2 separate regions of the Homo sapiens genome follow, and region 2 is linked to region 1. The links are chromatin loops, found by intact Hi-C in ENCODE. Cell type or tissue: mammary epithelial cell. All regions are shown on one strand. Links, peaks and the distances in the headings refer to the core of each region. The heading gives the core; the rest is flanking DNA.

Region 1 (8,082 bases), core at 1,725-6,724:
TTCACCCAGCTCAGACACCTGGTTTGAAAAAAAATAGATCTTCTAACACTGCTTAAGACCAACCTAACCACCTCCTCTCTAGAGAAGAGGTTATATTGATTTACCCTCCCTGGAGAAAATGAAAAGAAAAAATCTTACGACAGGAAATCAGAACAGCTGTAAGGAAGCTGGTATAGGGAGGAACTGCAAAAATACAAAGGGATGGTAAAAGAGTTGCCAGGTTTAAAACTCAGTTTCAGAAATTTCCTGGTTTCTGGGAATGCAAATCCAGTTGACCAGTCTTTTTGAAACGCAGGCTTATCCTTCCCCAACAAACATGGGCCAAATGGTCTTGCCATGACCTTGACTTCTGTCAATAGTTGCCAATGTTTACAGTCCAACTTCTGTAACTCTGGCCAGCACTGGGGAAAGAGAACGGGCTGTCAATCCCTGGTTCTTGCCCAGGTAGAACACAATTTTGAATGCTACCTCATCCTCCTTTCCTGAATACCAGATATCCTAAGGCTGTAAGCAGCACTGAAGACGAAAGCTCAAGGAAGTAAACTAACCTTACCTGTCTCTGTCCCTCCAGAGTTAGGGCTTCCCAGCAAGGAACTGGTCTTAACTGACTCCAAAGCTGAGAGCTCCAAAGTCCTGCAGTGACACATTGTTCTCGCTTGCCAGGCCTGTACCCAGGCTTCCTACTTTGTGGCTCTTCCAGGGACAGGATTTGGCCTGAGTCCAGAGTTAACCAAATGAGTAAAGAGAGAGGTGAGGAGAATGCTTTGGTCTCAGGAATTAAGGCATGTAAAATTGTTTTGAGGGATCCCATATCATCTTGCTTGTGACTACTATAACCCTTGGTTGGTTCTCTGTGCTGTAATTATGAAACTGGGGAAAAATTCCTACAAAATTTCAGGTTTTAATAGAATAATAAAGCATTAAGGACACAGTAAGGTTGCAAATGTTCTTCTCTTCTCCATCCATTACTACTGTTTGTGATGATTAATCTATGTCTTTCTCCTGAAAGGAATCAGGATATGCCACCCCCAAATATTTGGCGTTAAGATTCTTTTAAGCTGAAGATATTTGAGATTCAGTGATATGGAAAGGAACAGAGATTTTGGGGGCTTTCCTTATCTGACTAAAGGCAGCAACCTTGGAGATAAGGTTGCCATAAATTCCTTTTCAGGGTAGGTCTATCCTGGAGGGGAGAGCATGAGTAAAACATATTTCAAATTCCTTCTCCAGAGAAATTTCATGGCCTTGAAGGAGACAGAAAGAACACTCGTACTTATATACACAAACATTATCACAAAACTTTCTAATTTCCTACTTTTCCCCTGAAAACCCACTTGCCTTTCCAAAAAATAATCTGTTTTCTTTTTTGTTTGAGATGGTGTCTTGGCATGATCTTGGCTCACTGCAACCTCCACCTGCCAGGTTCAGGCCATTCTTGTGCCTCAGTCTCCCGAGTAGCTGAGATTACAGGCATGCGCTACCACGCCTGGCTAATTTTTGTATTTTTAGTAGAGATGGGGTTTCACCATGTTGGCCAAACTGGTCTTGAACTCCTGACCTCAAATGATCCACCCGCCTTGGCCTCCCAAAGTGCTGGGATTATAGGCATGAGCCACCGCACCCGGCCAATAATCTGTTTTCTTGTAAGTGCCTTTCTTCTCCCCACCTTCACCTATTAAGATGATGTATAAGCCCCAATTCTAACCAACTTTTTGAATTACTTATCACTGAGTTTTCCCACATGTACTCAAGTTACATGTATAAATAGAATTTTCTCTCCTGTTAATCTGTCTTAGTCTAATTTGCAGGTCCCAGCCACTGAATACAATATGGTAGAGGAAAGGTGTTTTTTTCCTCCCCTTTATTCCCACAGGAAACTGCTAACTCCAGGACAGGGTTTGTGTCTGATTTGTATTTGTATTCCCTTCCACGGTGCTTCATATTGCAAAGCAGTTGTCTGTTAAATGAATGAAAGTAATGCAGAAATAAATGAAAAAAACTGTCATCCAGAAACTCTACCACAGCCCCCAAAATCCATATGATCACTTGCCATTTATCACATGCTGCCTTATGATTTTTTATGTCTTATCTTTTCTTAACTAATATGCAAATTCCTATAGTGTAAGCACCCTCTAAGACATGATTTTCAAAAAGTTAAAAATATGACACAAGTAAATATAAGATGAATATATATCAAAGATTTAATTCAACTCATTAATTAATGAGGAAACATTCAGATGCTACAACTGGTTCAAAGAAGAATTTGAGGAATAGGAATGCATATAGTCAGTCAGTCAAAAGCATTCTGAAGTGACCTTTCCAATAGATACAAAACTGGTTAATATCCTACAGAGTAACAAACTGTAATATTTGCAATTAGCTTTTCTACCTGGTGGAAAGTAATTAAAACAAAATGGACAAAATATATTTGCTCTACTATAACCAGGAATCATTTGCATTGTTCTCAGATAAGAGTCATTTGCATTCCTATAAATTTACTGCAAATTAACCTCTATGCTTAAAGAGTTCTAAAAGAACTTTAAATAAAGTCAGTCAGAGATCATCTCCAGAGGGCCTGCTAGAAAATGCCCAGGAATCCATTGAGCATTTACTCCAGTGATCTCTTTTTGCTAATCCTAAGCTTTGAATAATTTTTATTTACATACCCCATGTTCTACTTCTTGAGGAATGCATGTTCTTCAGTATCTTTTATAGATTTATATACAGAATGTTTGTACAATAAATTATTTTAAAAAGGAAGGAAAATCTAGTTTAGCCCTACATAAATATGGACATAAAATAGAACATGTATTACAGGAAATAATTGCAAGTAATTCTTCATCTTAATGGCTTACTTCAGATTCAGAACTATAGGACTTTAGAAACCATATCACTTATACTATTGTCTTACTAATATTTCTCCATAAAATATAAAAATACAAAAATATTCACACTAAGTGGGCTCTATAGAGACAATAAATAGCATCACAAAGTTTGGGTCAGGTTTTTTCTGTCAAATGAATTAGAAGAAAACTTTGTCTCAAAGGTTTTTGGATTTTAGAATTAGAGATTAAAGAAAGAAACAGAGAGTGATTGAGAGAGAGAAAGAGAGTAATATGGTGGGTCTTGGGGGAGAGGCAGAATCAGAGATAGATGCAGAGAGATAGAGATGCTTAGGAAGGGGTGTCTGGGGACTCTGAAGGACAAGTCTCCACCTGGCACTGCCATTGTCCCCCGCCCCAATCCCACTCTTCCCTCCTCAGCCCTCTCTCCCCACAGGATGAGCAAGAGCATCAGAGACAGAGATGGAGACAAAAGACAGACAGAGGAGACACTGACAGAGTGAATCAGAGAGAGACAGAGACAGAGGAATTTCTCCTCTTCTCTCTGCCTCCCTCCTCCTCTCCCCAACACCTCCCCCTTCACCACCTTCCTGCCTCCCTCTGCTCCCCTTCCAAGCCTGCATATTCTTCAGGGCTTACCCTCAGCTCCAGGACAGGGTCCTCCTGGGGCTCCTGATGGGTGAATATTTACACCACAAGAGTAAATAAAGATTACAGGCTTATATATTTTACTATTTGTATCCAAAATTAGGCGAATTAATAAATGAGCGTTAGCAGGCTCTTCTATTCCTTTGAACATTAAAAGATAGTTGGATCTATGCCAGATCGTTTCCTGGAGAACTGGGGTAATAGATCAGGTGAAACTGTTGTTCTCAGACTGGCTTCATTGCTTTACAATGGAATGGGCAAGCTGGGCATAGTGGTTCACACCTGTAATCTCAACACTTTGGGAGGCCGAGGCAGGTGGATGGCTTGAGCACAGGAGTTCAAGACCAGCATAGCAAGACCTCATCTCTATAAAAAATAAAATTTTATATATATTAGACAGGCATGGTGGCATGTGCCTGTAGTCCTAGATACTTGGGAGGCTGAGACAGGAGGATCACCTGAGTCCAGGAGATCAAGGCTTCAGTGAGCTGTAATTGCACCACTGCACTCCAGTGTAGGCAACAAAGCAAGAACCTGTTTCAAAAAAACAAATAACAACAAAACACAAAGAAATGGGCAGATGGTAGTTAAAGGAAGAGATCAGGAGGTGAGGAAGGAAGAGTAGAAATATAAAAGTCAGCAATGCCCAATCTGGGGGAAGAGTTGTGGGAAGTTATAAAAGGGGCACACACATTGCAGTGTGTGTAAGATTTTAAGAGAATTCAGGAAAGACTATTTTAAGAAGTTCTACAGGGTGTCATGAATGGATTCCCTTTGGTCTTTGTCAAGAGAATTCAGAAAAGATTTAAATTGCTCTTTTAATGTTTTTTACACGTTGGGTTGATGTTTCCCCAATGCCTGACCAAAACAACCTGGGCCAGAAAAGTGTGGGGGGCGCACAGCCACATACTCAAACTTATGTACAAGGCATTTGAGGTTGGGGCATGGAAAAATGCTGAGGCACTGTGTGTATGTTATTTGTGCATGAGAATATAATTCCTTGACCCTGAAAACAGGACAAGGAGTGGAGTGTGTGATAAGGAACGCTGAAAACAGCCTCCTGAGAATGCGGTTTGAGTGCTTTGACAAGGCCACAGGTGTCTCACAACCCGACCTCAAAAAGCCATCTGGTGGATGTTTGTGGTGTAACAAGCCCTTTCAATGAATACATGGTGGGCAGATATTGGGGCGGACTCTCCTCAGAAGAGCTGCTCCCTCCCCCGCTCAGCTGGAATTTTCTGAGAACTCATTCTTGGCGTTCACTGCAAGCTATAAGCTTTGCAAAAAGTAGCCTTAGGCAGATTCCATGGGAATGTAAATTTTAAAAAGAATTTGTAAAAATCAAATTGTGCATGAAACACTGTAGAATAAGCTTTAATTATGAGTTTAGATGGACCTGCACTGTGGCAAGATCAGAGTTGATGCATTGTTACTCTAAGTTTTAGGGGACAAGAATAAGTCACCTTAAAATATGCCTCTTTGGCATAAAGATTATTTTGAACTGCAGGCAAATGAGATGCAATGGAAGCAGAAAGAAGCCTTCCTGGAGTATCTCTTAGATGACTCTAAGCAGAAACTTCTGAGGAATGAGGACTGCTGTAAGTCCTTTCTCCGGAGGGAGATTTATGTCCACAAAGAAGTCAGTGTCAAGACAGACCTACACAAACCTTCTCCATTAGTTTCTTTCAGGTATTTGCCTTCTCAAAATTTGCAGCCCTAGAAACTTAACGTTTTTTCCTTTGTCTTGTCACTTCTCTACAAAGTTATTGCTCTTTTGTTAAGATGCTATATAAATCTAAGCTCTAACTCCCCTTTGAGTTACTCATCATGAGGTTCCTCCCAGGTGGGGTGTGCTTCACACATTAATAAATTGTTTGGGTTTCTTTTGTCAATCTGTTTTGTTAGTCTAATTTACAAAGTCCCAGGCAGAGAACCTAGGAGGGTAGAAGGAAAAATAATTTTTTCCTCTCTTACAAAGCAATGGCAGCCTAACTCCTCAAAGGCTACTGCTCACCTTGTTATAGCTCTTCAGACCTGCTACAATGTTTCAATTACCTACTAAGGCAGGTTGCTACTTCTTCAATAGCTATTGAACCCTTCTTTGGTAACTAAACCCTAATTATAACTGGCACAAAGCCACTTGGAATAAAAATATTCCAGCCTGCATGAAAGCTGTATGTAGCCACTTGACTACATTTTGACCAATGAGGTATAAGCATAAGTGTGCTTGCAAAATCTAGGAAATATTCTTTTTTTAATTTTTAACTTTACAGTAGGTGTATATATTTATGGGTTACATGAGAAGGGAAATATCCTTAAAAGAAGCTGGTATGTCCTGTTGCCTTCTTCCTTCCTGCTGGCCAGAGTGTAAACATGTTTTCTGCAACTGGAGTAGCCACCTTCCTCTATGAAGTAGAATCCAACACATTGTTCTTTTTGAGCGAGAGAGACAGAGAAAGAGAGAGAGAGCGAGTCTCACTCTGTCATCCAGGCTGGAGTTCAGTAGCATGATCATAGCTCACTGCAGCATCAAACTCCCAGGCTCAATCAATTCTCCCACTTCAGCCTCCCGAGTAGGTAGGACTACAAGTGTGCACCACCATTCCTGTCTGATTTATTTTTTATTTTTGTAGAGATGGGTGGGGGGGGGGTCTCACTATATTGCCCAAGCTGGTTTTGAACTCCTAGCCTCAGGCAATCCTCCCGCTTCAGCCTCCCAAAGAGCTGAGATTACCAGCCTGAACCAATGTGACCTTGGAGTTGTTATTTTAGATTTACTGAAATCCACAGCTGAAACCAACTCTAATCTGAAACAGAGTTTGAGTGAAATGACTCAGGAATTTAAATTCAGAAAAGAATATTTAACAGACTTTATTAAAGCATACTCTGACACAGTTTCCCTTCCCATCCATAAATTCTACAAAGACAATGGGGGAAAGAGGAGAGAACCTAGGAAGTGAAAACTGAATGGCAATGAAGAGGCAAACATATCAGTGATGAAGGAAACCCAAATGGATAAACAAGTTATTCTCTGAAAGTAGGCTGGATGTTTGGTGAAGGGCATTAAACATGTTGAGAGTAGACCCCATGCTACAGTGCTGCTTCCCAAGCGTTCCTATGCTTCTGAAATTATTTTGCTTAATTGCAGGGAAACTCTCCTATAGAATCTAATCTGATTTTCACAGGTAGAGTGTTGCATACAATCAAAAAGGCATTTAAATGCCTTTGGGAATTCAGAAGCGTAGTTGTTCTGCTTGTAAAGGGCTGAAGGAATGCAGCTGACATTGGCTTGATGAGAATAAAAGAAGAAAGACTGTGCTTTGATGTTTTTAAGAGAAAGAAAATATTACTCTCCATGATTACAGTGATGCTATCTCATTAAAAACCACGTTCTTAAATATCCCAGTGTGCAGTAAAAAAATTCCAGTACATCATATATTCCCCTCCTCCGCTTAAATAGTATCAAATGCATGTCACTGGATTATTTTTTCTTTTACATGTTAAAGGAGAGAAATGGACAAGAGAGTATGGACAGTATTACGTAGCTCCTGTTTCCTACCCTGAGGTCCAAGAATGGGTTTCAGGTCATGACCTCCCTAAACTGTATGCAAAACCTATGTGTCAACCTTTTTCTGGGTAGAGAGTCCTTAGCATGTCAAATTCTCAAATGAGTTCAAGAGAATGAATGAAGGTTGGATGGTGCAAAATACTTCTAGAGACCATAAACCTTGGTGATGGGCCATTGTCAGACGCCACAGGAAGTGCCCATGGGCTCATCACCTCCTGCCGAGTTCAAAACCAGCTTGGGCAACATAGTGAGACCCTATTTCTACAAAAATGAAAAATAAATAGCCAGGGCAAGCTAGTGAACCTGAAGGTTGATGCTCCTCACAGTGAGTCCTAAGTGAAGACCCTGGAGAAGTTTAAGAAATGGTGTAATGATGAAACCTACAGGAGAAAGGCAAATAATGACCATCACCCAACACTGAAGTACTCGCTGAGTAATCATTTTCTAATGCTGGTATCTTTGCTAAGTTACCAGCAACATTTTAAAACAGTGTGGCATGTGTCTGTTGGGTCTTAACATTTACCTTGTTCTGAGATATTATTGGCTTTATAAAAATCACGAGTGTTGAGGTGTGTGACTCAGTAATGGTGCTCATTTACCTCTCTGTAAAACCCAGAGAATGATTCCAGACACCCCAGCCTTTTACAAATGATGACTTGATGGCTGAATTAGAGAACACTTGCAGAAGTGCCTGGAGATATTTCCAAGGAAATTAAACCTTGACACCACATCCTCATTACTGTCAGCCCACCAGCTAGATTATTAAAGCTCAATGTATTCATCAGTACACATAACCACTGTCTCTCACCTGTTTTCAAATTGGAGAATTCATAAGTCATTTTCATTCTATCAGAAGAACCCTTGAACTTAAAGAATTTGGAAATCCTCTGTTGTTATTATGAATGTTTCATTTTATCTCTATTGCTGCTGACCCCAAAAGATTGTTCCAAGTTACTTTATCATATACATTATGTAACCATTATCCAACATTATTTGGTGAAGGTCATTCATGAGGGGGAAAGC
Region 2 (7,860 bases), core at 1,029-6,028, 590 kb before region 1:
CTGTGTTGTAGCTTCTCTCCCATCCTCATTTATCATACTTTCTTGTAAAGTATGAGTGTAAGATACACTCATGCATTTTACCATCCACCTTCACACTCAGTGGACACTCAGATTCAGTGGGAGTACACATCTCCTCTTTGGCCCTCAGTAGCAGCCACCAATGTTGGAAGTCTGTCGCCACGTCAATCTTGAGCACAAAGAGTGAACAAAGCTCAACAACTAAAGCTATACTTTACCATAAAGAAGACGTATTTTCTCATAGATATTTCATATTATATAGTAGACTCAGCTAGGCCCCTTAAGGCCTTGTAGATTTAATTTAAAGCAACAAAAATCACAGAGTCAAACAGTATGTAATCAAGAAGATATATCTGTTGAAAAAGAATAGCATCTTACTCTAGTTTTGGAAATATCTTGTTTGTTTTGTTTTCATTTCTGTTCCTTCCCACACCTTCCACTAATTAATTGGGTAGATTGAGGCCAGAGGTCAATTTTATTAGACTTAAAAGAACCAACTTTTGGCTTTGTACAAAGATGCCCTTGTCTATGTTTCCTGCTTCATCTCTTACCACTGGGTCCCCTCACCAAGGTGTGGTGGCCCTTTCCCCTTTTTCAGTTTCCTGAAGACACACATTTTTCCCCTGTCTATGACATTCCTTTTGTGTGATGCACTTTTATCTTGGCTATGACTTCAATTCTTCCTCCAGGTGTTTGCTAAAATACCACCTTCTTATCGAAGCCTTCCCTGGCCTGTCTATGGCCATACCACCCTGAACGCACCCAATCTAGTCTGATGCCTTCCCTGACCCTCTCAGGGATTTGGAATCTAAACTACTTCCCTCTGCCCCACCCTATAATTTCTAGTCAGGCCCTTTCCTTTTCCTTTCATATCAATAATTGTTTGTGGTTGCAATTTGTGCTTTTTAATTTTGTGTGCTTTTAGAAGTATCTATTTCTCTCAAAAGATATTAGATATGTATAATTTGAGGGCAAATGATGACATGTTTTTTGTACTTCTAAATTAATACCTAGTCCTTGTGCTTAACACTCAGTTATAAGCACTCAATGCATATTTGTTGCAATGATCAAATAATTGAAGAATTACTTATAAAACTTAAAAAAAAATGAAGAGTCCACGCTATGTCCCCAGAATCTCTGATTTAGTGGGTCTGGGTTAGAGCCCAGGAGTCTATATTTTTTAAAAGTTTCACAGCTGATTTGGATAGATAACAGCACTTTGAGAACCACTGTATAAAAAAAAAAACACGAATAAAACAGTTCCGTGACTTTCAGTGTTATGCATTCACCTTTCCTCTAGTTGATATGTGGGATGAAATACAATTTTGATATGTGTCTTATGCATTGATGCTAGACAAAGGAAGAGATTCCAAGTGGAGCTCTCCTAGCGCCAAAAGCTGTATTAAGAGAGGGTAAACGTCACAACAAAGCTTGCAATGAGAGGTTAGAACTAGATCAAAGCAACAAAGCAAATATAATGAACCATTCTTGGAAAGAAAGAAGTTCCTTCCCCTTAATTACCTAATATTCTTACCTTTATAGTAGTATATGCATAGTATAGGTAATAATATAAATTTGCGTAGTAGCCCAAAAAAGGAACATATGAGCCTTCAACAAAGAATGCTTGATGTAGTTTCCTTTCCCTCTTTATTACCAATCCCTCAATTTGTGGCTGGTTCTTATGATAAATATATTAATATAAACTCCATAAACTCAAGACCTACCATAAGTTTAAAAAGTTTTTATAGCTTTATTAAGATGTATTACATAAAATGGTTGATGAGTATTTAAAGTGTACAATTTGATTACTTATATATATGCCCTGTGAAACCATCACCAAATGAAGACAATGAACATTTCCATCATACCCTTCACCCCACACAGTTCCCTCATGTCCTTCTGTAATGCATCCAAACATCCACTTCCTTCTCTAGGCAACCTTCGACCTGTTTTCTCTTACTACAGATTGATTTGACTTTCTAAAATTTCATATAACCCGAATCACTTCGTTTATATCCTATCATATAAAGGAAATCACTCCGATTGTTTTAAATGTTTTAGCCTTCACACAGCATAATTAGAGTTCTATCTAGGTTGCTGCACATATACAAATTGTTTCCTTTTGTTGCTGGGTAATATTCAATTGTATAAATATATGTTAATTTAGTTTATCCATTCACTTGTTGAGGGACATTTGGATTGTTCCCACTCGTTGGCTATTACAAACAAAACTGTTATGAAAATTCATGTACAAGTCTTTTTGTGGACATATGATTTCATTTCTCTTGGGTAAAAACCTAAGAGTAAAATGCTGAGTAATATGACAGGTGTGTGTGTAAGGTTTTAAGAAACGGTTGAACTATTTTCTAAAGTTATGTTGTAATTTTACCTGCCGAATAGCAGTATATTATAATTCCAGCTTCTCCACTTTATTGCCAACACTTGGTTTGGTCAATCTTTTCCATTTTAGCCATTCTAGTGGGTATATTTTGTTATCTCATTTCGGGTTTTTTCTTGTATGACTCAGCCCAATTTCATGCACTCCTGGTTCAGATCTTCCATTCAAAGCAAGCTGATTTATTCTGTGCTATACGCACAATTAACACATCATCACTTTCATGTCTGCGCAAATATGAGCTGTCAACCCGAAGTACACTCTGCTTTCCATTCTGCATACTTACCCTTTAAGGAACAGACTTGCACTTGCTTTGCTTAGGCATGTCTGTCAGCTTAAAAAAAGAGCATGCACTTTCAAAAATATAAAGTAATAAATTATATATGTACACAAATATAAATTATATGCCTAAATATAAATTTTTGAAATGTAAAACAGATAAAATAAACATTTTAAATGCTCTGTTAATCATGATCACTTAACACAATCATTAGTTGACATCTAAGGGGACAAAAAACAGCCACAGTGAGTTCCTCTGGTCACAATAGTGAATGTAAAGCTGTATTTCAACTGTCTTCATGATACTTTCTAGATTTTTTGGTTTCATCAAGTTGTGATCAGTTGTGATTAGATTGACAGCATTTGTTTCTCTTAATGTCTCTGACAAAAGAAATTTGTATACATGTGTCTTTGCAGGGAGGGTGAGAGGGATTGTCAACTCTGCCATTTTCTTGTTTTCTGGAGTTCGTCTTATTAAGTGATCTTCACCCAGTATTTCTGTGTAGGACAGTTTTGATGTTGCCTGTCCGAATGTGAAGTTTATTTTAGATAACAGTAGATAATATAAATCATACATCTACTCATCCGAGCATATGTAAACCAGAATACATCACAAAGCACAGAAAGCAAATTGGAATTACCCTTCTTTCTATCTTGCACCTTTACCTAGCAGGGAAAACCAAATCAGATCCTACATGAGGACCATGTGAGGGCGCCAGAGTCTACCCTATGTTAAACACTCCCTGGTAAAGCTTAATTAGCATACTATTTTTATGGCTCACAATGTGGTCTATCCCCATGAATGTGAGCCAGAGAATGTCTTTTGCTGTTGTTGGATGAAGTCGTCTGTATATGTCAATTATATCCAAGTGGATTGATGGTGCTGTTGAGTTCAAGTATGTCCTTATGGATTTTCTGCCTGCTGAATCTGCCCATTTCTGATAAAGAGACTTCAGCACCTTTATCTTTTCTGATATCAGAAAAGATAAAGGTGCTGAAGTCTCCAACTATGATAGTGCATTCATCTATTTCTCCTTGCAGTTCTATCAGCTTTGCCCCACATATTTTGTTTCTCTGTCAGATGGATACATATTAGATATTGTTATGCCTTCTTGGAGAATTAGCCCCTTTATCATTATATGATGACCCTCTTTATTCCTAATAATTTTCCTTCGTCTGAAGTCTGCTGTGTTTGAAATTAACACAGCTACTCCTGCTTTCTGTGACTAGCATTAGCATGGTATATCTTTACCCATTTACTTTTAATATATATTGTCTATATTTAAAATGGTCTTATAGGGAGTACACAATATATAGTTGAGTTTTGTTTGTTGATCGACTCTGATGATCTGTTTCAATTGGTGCCTTTAGATCATTGACACTCAAAATGATGGTTGATATAGTTGGTTTAATATGTTACTTGTTTCTATTTGTTGTCTTTCTTCTCTTGTTCTCTGTTTCTATTTTTTGTCTTGCATTCTTTTCCTGACCTTTATTTTATTTTATTTTTATTTTTGAGACAGAGTCTCACTCTTTCGCCCAGGCTGGAGTGTAGTGGCATGATCTCGGCTCACTGCAACCTCTGCCTCCCAGGTTCAAGAGATTCTCCTGCCTCAGCCTCCTGAGTAGCTGGGATTACAGGCACCCACCATCATGCCCAGCTAATTTTTGGATTTTTGTAGAAATGGGTATTCACCATGTTGGCCAGGCTGGTCTCAAAGTCCTGACCTCAAGTTATCTACCCTGCCTCCTAAAGTGCTGGGATTATAGGTGTGAGCCACTGCGCCTGGCCCCGTTTATTGTTTTAACTGAGCATTTTATATGATGCAATTCACTCTTCCTTACTGGCATATCAATTGTACTTCTTTTTTTCACTTTTTTCAGTAGTTGCCCTAAGTTTGCAATATCTATTTGCAGCTAATCTAAGTTCTCTTTCAAATAGCACCATACCACTTCATGGGTAGTAGGAGTACCCTCTAATGACAAAACAATCCTAGTTCCTCTGTTATTTTTTATATATAAATATTCCCATAAACTGTCCTATGCAACCTGTTTCTGGATTCACTCTTCAAGTGCTAGTAAAGTCATACTCTTTTCCCTCACCCTTTCCTGATCATAGGAGTTGAGATTTCTCCCTTTTCAGTGATCCTGCAGTCTTGCACGACTGCTTAGTCATGGTTTTTCAGACATGCATGAGGGTTTTCAGATTACAAAACGCTGTCACATGCACTACCCCACCTGATTTTCAAAATACCTCTCTCAGAAATCAGGATGTCAGTCATGCTCATTTTATACACGTGGACACTGAAGGTCAGTGATGTGACTTAAGTTGCTGGGTCCACAGCCCCAGTTGGTAAGTAGCAGAGTCTGGAAAAACCAGAACACTGGCTTCCTAAAAAGTAGATTTCATAAAACTCCACCACCTACTTCTATATGCATACACCTTGGGAGCATAGCTCTTTCTCTTACATTTCTTTTAAATTCCAAAGGACTGTGCACACCGGAAGCATCCATAAGCATTTTAAAATTGAAATTACTCCAGCAACAAAATTTCTAGGTAGTTTAGTTTAGGCTGTTTCACATTTGGAGGTTATTGTGAGAACCTCAGTAAGCACTGACAACAGATTGCTTAACTTACTGGGCATGCTTCTCTCCTAAAAATAAAATTGTAAGTTTTATCATATCTCTTCACTAGACAGGTTACTTTCTGGTGCCTAAGGAGATCAAATATTAATAACAACTCTTGGGGGAACTTGGTTTTCTTTTCCCCTTACTCTTTTAGAGAAGAAGGAACACTCAAATAATGAATGCAAAACGTCTAGTGGCAGAGAAGGACGAACCCTGAGTTGTCAGGAAGAGACAGGACCAAAACAACCAAAACTGTCACTTCAAGTGAGATGTTGCCAGTGAGTCTAGGCAACCAAGAAGACTTCTGGGGAGCCCAAAACTAATAATAGAAGGGTTCTAACTGAAGATGTTTACCTACTTGAAGTTAAAAAAAGGAAGAGATGTGGCCTCAAAATTTCCATAGTAGTTATAATAGGCTTTATTTTGTACTAAACACATCACTAAAATGCAAATTGTAAACATATCTACTGTCCCTTCTACCTGCAGCGGTTACATTGCATGTTCTGGGGCTTCCCTTGCTCTTCTAATCCCCAAGTGCCTGGCATGCATCTGTCTTAAAGTATGCTGTCAATCAAGTGCATCATGATGATGGCGGTGGTGGCTTGGGGTAGGGGACGAGGACAGTTCCATGCAGGACATCCCTAGGACTGCTTGTCTAAACACCACTGGGAGCAAAGTGCAGAGGTAACGGTTGGGGGATAGAAATGGACTCGGGGACAGGCCCTGTGTTAGATACTCGACAGGCTTTATGCCACTGAGGCAGCAACTCCACAATGCAGAGATACCAGTGTCCCCATTTTACAGAAGAGCAAACAGACTTAGGTGTGCTAACTTGCCTCACAGTTAAGTTTCTAGGACCAGAACTCAGGTTTGTCGGATCCCCAAGTCCCGTTTCGCTAGGATCGACGCCACGCTCGGCTATAGCCAGCCGAGGCTGTGAATACACAAAGGCAAGGAATTTCGTGCGGCACCCGCTCAGCATCTGCGCCTTCCACTGCGCTCGTCACGACTTAAGCCCCTGCACGTGGGAACTCCACGCTTACCTAGAGGCAGCGAGGGTCTCCAGTGCGCAGAAGGATCCCAGACCCGCCGCCCTGCCAGGTAGCGCGCTCAGCCCACCCATCGCGCTGCCTTTGGACCCGGGCGCGCAGAGCAGCGCAGCCCAGCGCGGCACGCGAGTTCTCTGCGGGGCCCTGGGTGCCTCGTCAGCCCGGGCGCCTCCCCACGCCCCCCAGCGTTTCACCCCAGGCCACCGGCAGCGCGAGCAGCACCACGACCGCCAGCAGGGATCCTCCGCAGCAGAAGGGGAGACCGGGCGCCGGCTGCCCAACAGGCTCCCGGCTTCTCGGAGAAGAGACCCCCATCCTCCCGAAGCACATCTACAAACCAGATTTGATCTCGAAGAAAACTGAAATAAGAGGAAAAGCGCAGTGCAAAGAGGAGTGACCAATCCTTGTGCTCCGCGCCCAGAGCATGGGGAGGGCTGCGGGGTTCCGGGACAAAATGCTTTTGACCAGCTTCCCCTTCATGGGCAAGGCCATGTTTACTCCCCATTTGCATTGTTTCTAACGAGTTTCGCTGGCAGAGCCCACCTTGCTGACCCAGGTGCAGCAGCAGAGCTTGACAATGCTTGGGCTTCCGATGGATCCCGCGTGTGAGGCCCTGCGCTTCCTTCCAGACAAAGGCGGTGGATGATGGCAACTCACCTCCAAACACCCTGCTTGACTTTTCCTCTTTGCAAGAATGTGTGTGGGAAGGTCAGCTAATGAAATGCCTGCTCTCTGTGTTGAAGGGCAATTGCAGGCGATGTGTACAGTGCACAGGGAATGTGAAGAACCAATTTCCTTATCGTGAATTGAGATGTCATGCCATTGTAAGATTTTTAAAAAGGGAAGGACAATTAGATATATATTCAAAAAATGTAAATCTGTGTATAGTATGGAGACTAGATTAAAGCAATAATGGAGAGGGGAGACCAGCCAGGGAGCTTTTGCTGACATCCAAGTGAGGTTTGATGGTGGCCCTGACTGGGTGGATAAAGTGGACAATTAACAAAGATATTGGAGATGGAATGAACAGTTGCTCATGTATTGGATTTTGGTTACTTCCTTTCTTAAGGTTAGTAGTGAGAAGAAAGCAATCAAGAGTTAGCCCCAGGATTAGCAATGAATATGGATGTAGGAGTGACAGATGTAGGGCAGAGGGTTAAGTATTCAAGGATGAATTTATTCTTATGTATCTGTGACCCTGTGCCCTTTAACCAATCTCTCTCCATCTCCCATTGTCTCTCCCTACCCCAACCTCTGGTAACCAGTATTCTACTCTCTACTTCTATGAGATGAGCTTTTTTAGATTGCACATGACTGATATCATACAGGATTTGTCTTTCTGTGCCTGATTTACTTCATTTAATATAATATCCCCTAGATTCATCCATGTTGCTGCAAATGATAGGATTTCATTCTTTCTTATGGCTGAATAGTATTCCCTTGTGTATATATACCACATTTTATTTATCCATTCGTCCATTGGTGAACACT

What was found. A loop is a pair of places that touch in the nucleus more often than their neighbours do. Peaks named below come from ENCODE experiments on the same cell type or tissue, not always from the same donor. Only the 100,000 strongest peaks of a DNase experiment are listed, where the experiment ranks them.
Region 2: it touches region 1 in a loop (17-fold over the local background); 6 of 110 quality-filtered maps call a loop at or near these places.

What each region holds. Positions count from the first base shown.
Region 1 is chr1:207,081,418-207,089,499 of GRCh38, reverse strand. It overlaps C4BPB (complement component 4 binding protein beta), which reads right to left and starts at 640. Exons shown (of 7, transcript NM_001017365.3): 1 at 554-640; 2 at 1-18. RefSeq lists an enhancer at 4,338-4,547. In mammary epithelial cell, for the core only: a CTCF peak has its summit at 4,620; a DNase peak (open chromatin) is centred at 4,619.
Region 2 is chr1:207,668,269-207,676,128 of GRCh38, reverse strand. All of the region lies in intron 1 of CR1L (complement C3b/C4b receptor 1 like), which reads right to left. Among named protein-coding and RNA genes, the nearest start is that of CR1L, 27 kb to the right of the region's middle. In mammary epithelial cell, for the core only: a CTCF peak has its summit at 3,397; no DNase peak of the experiment used is centred there; H3K27me3 peaks cover 199 bases.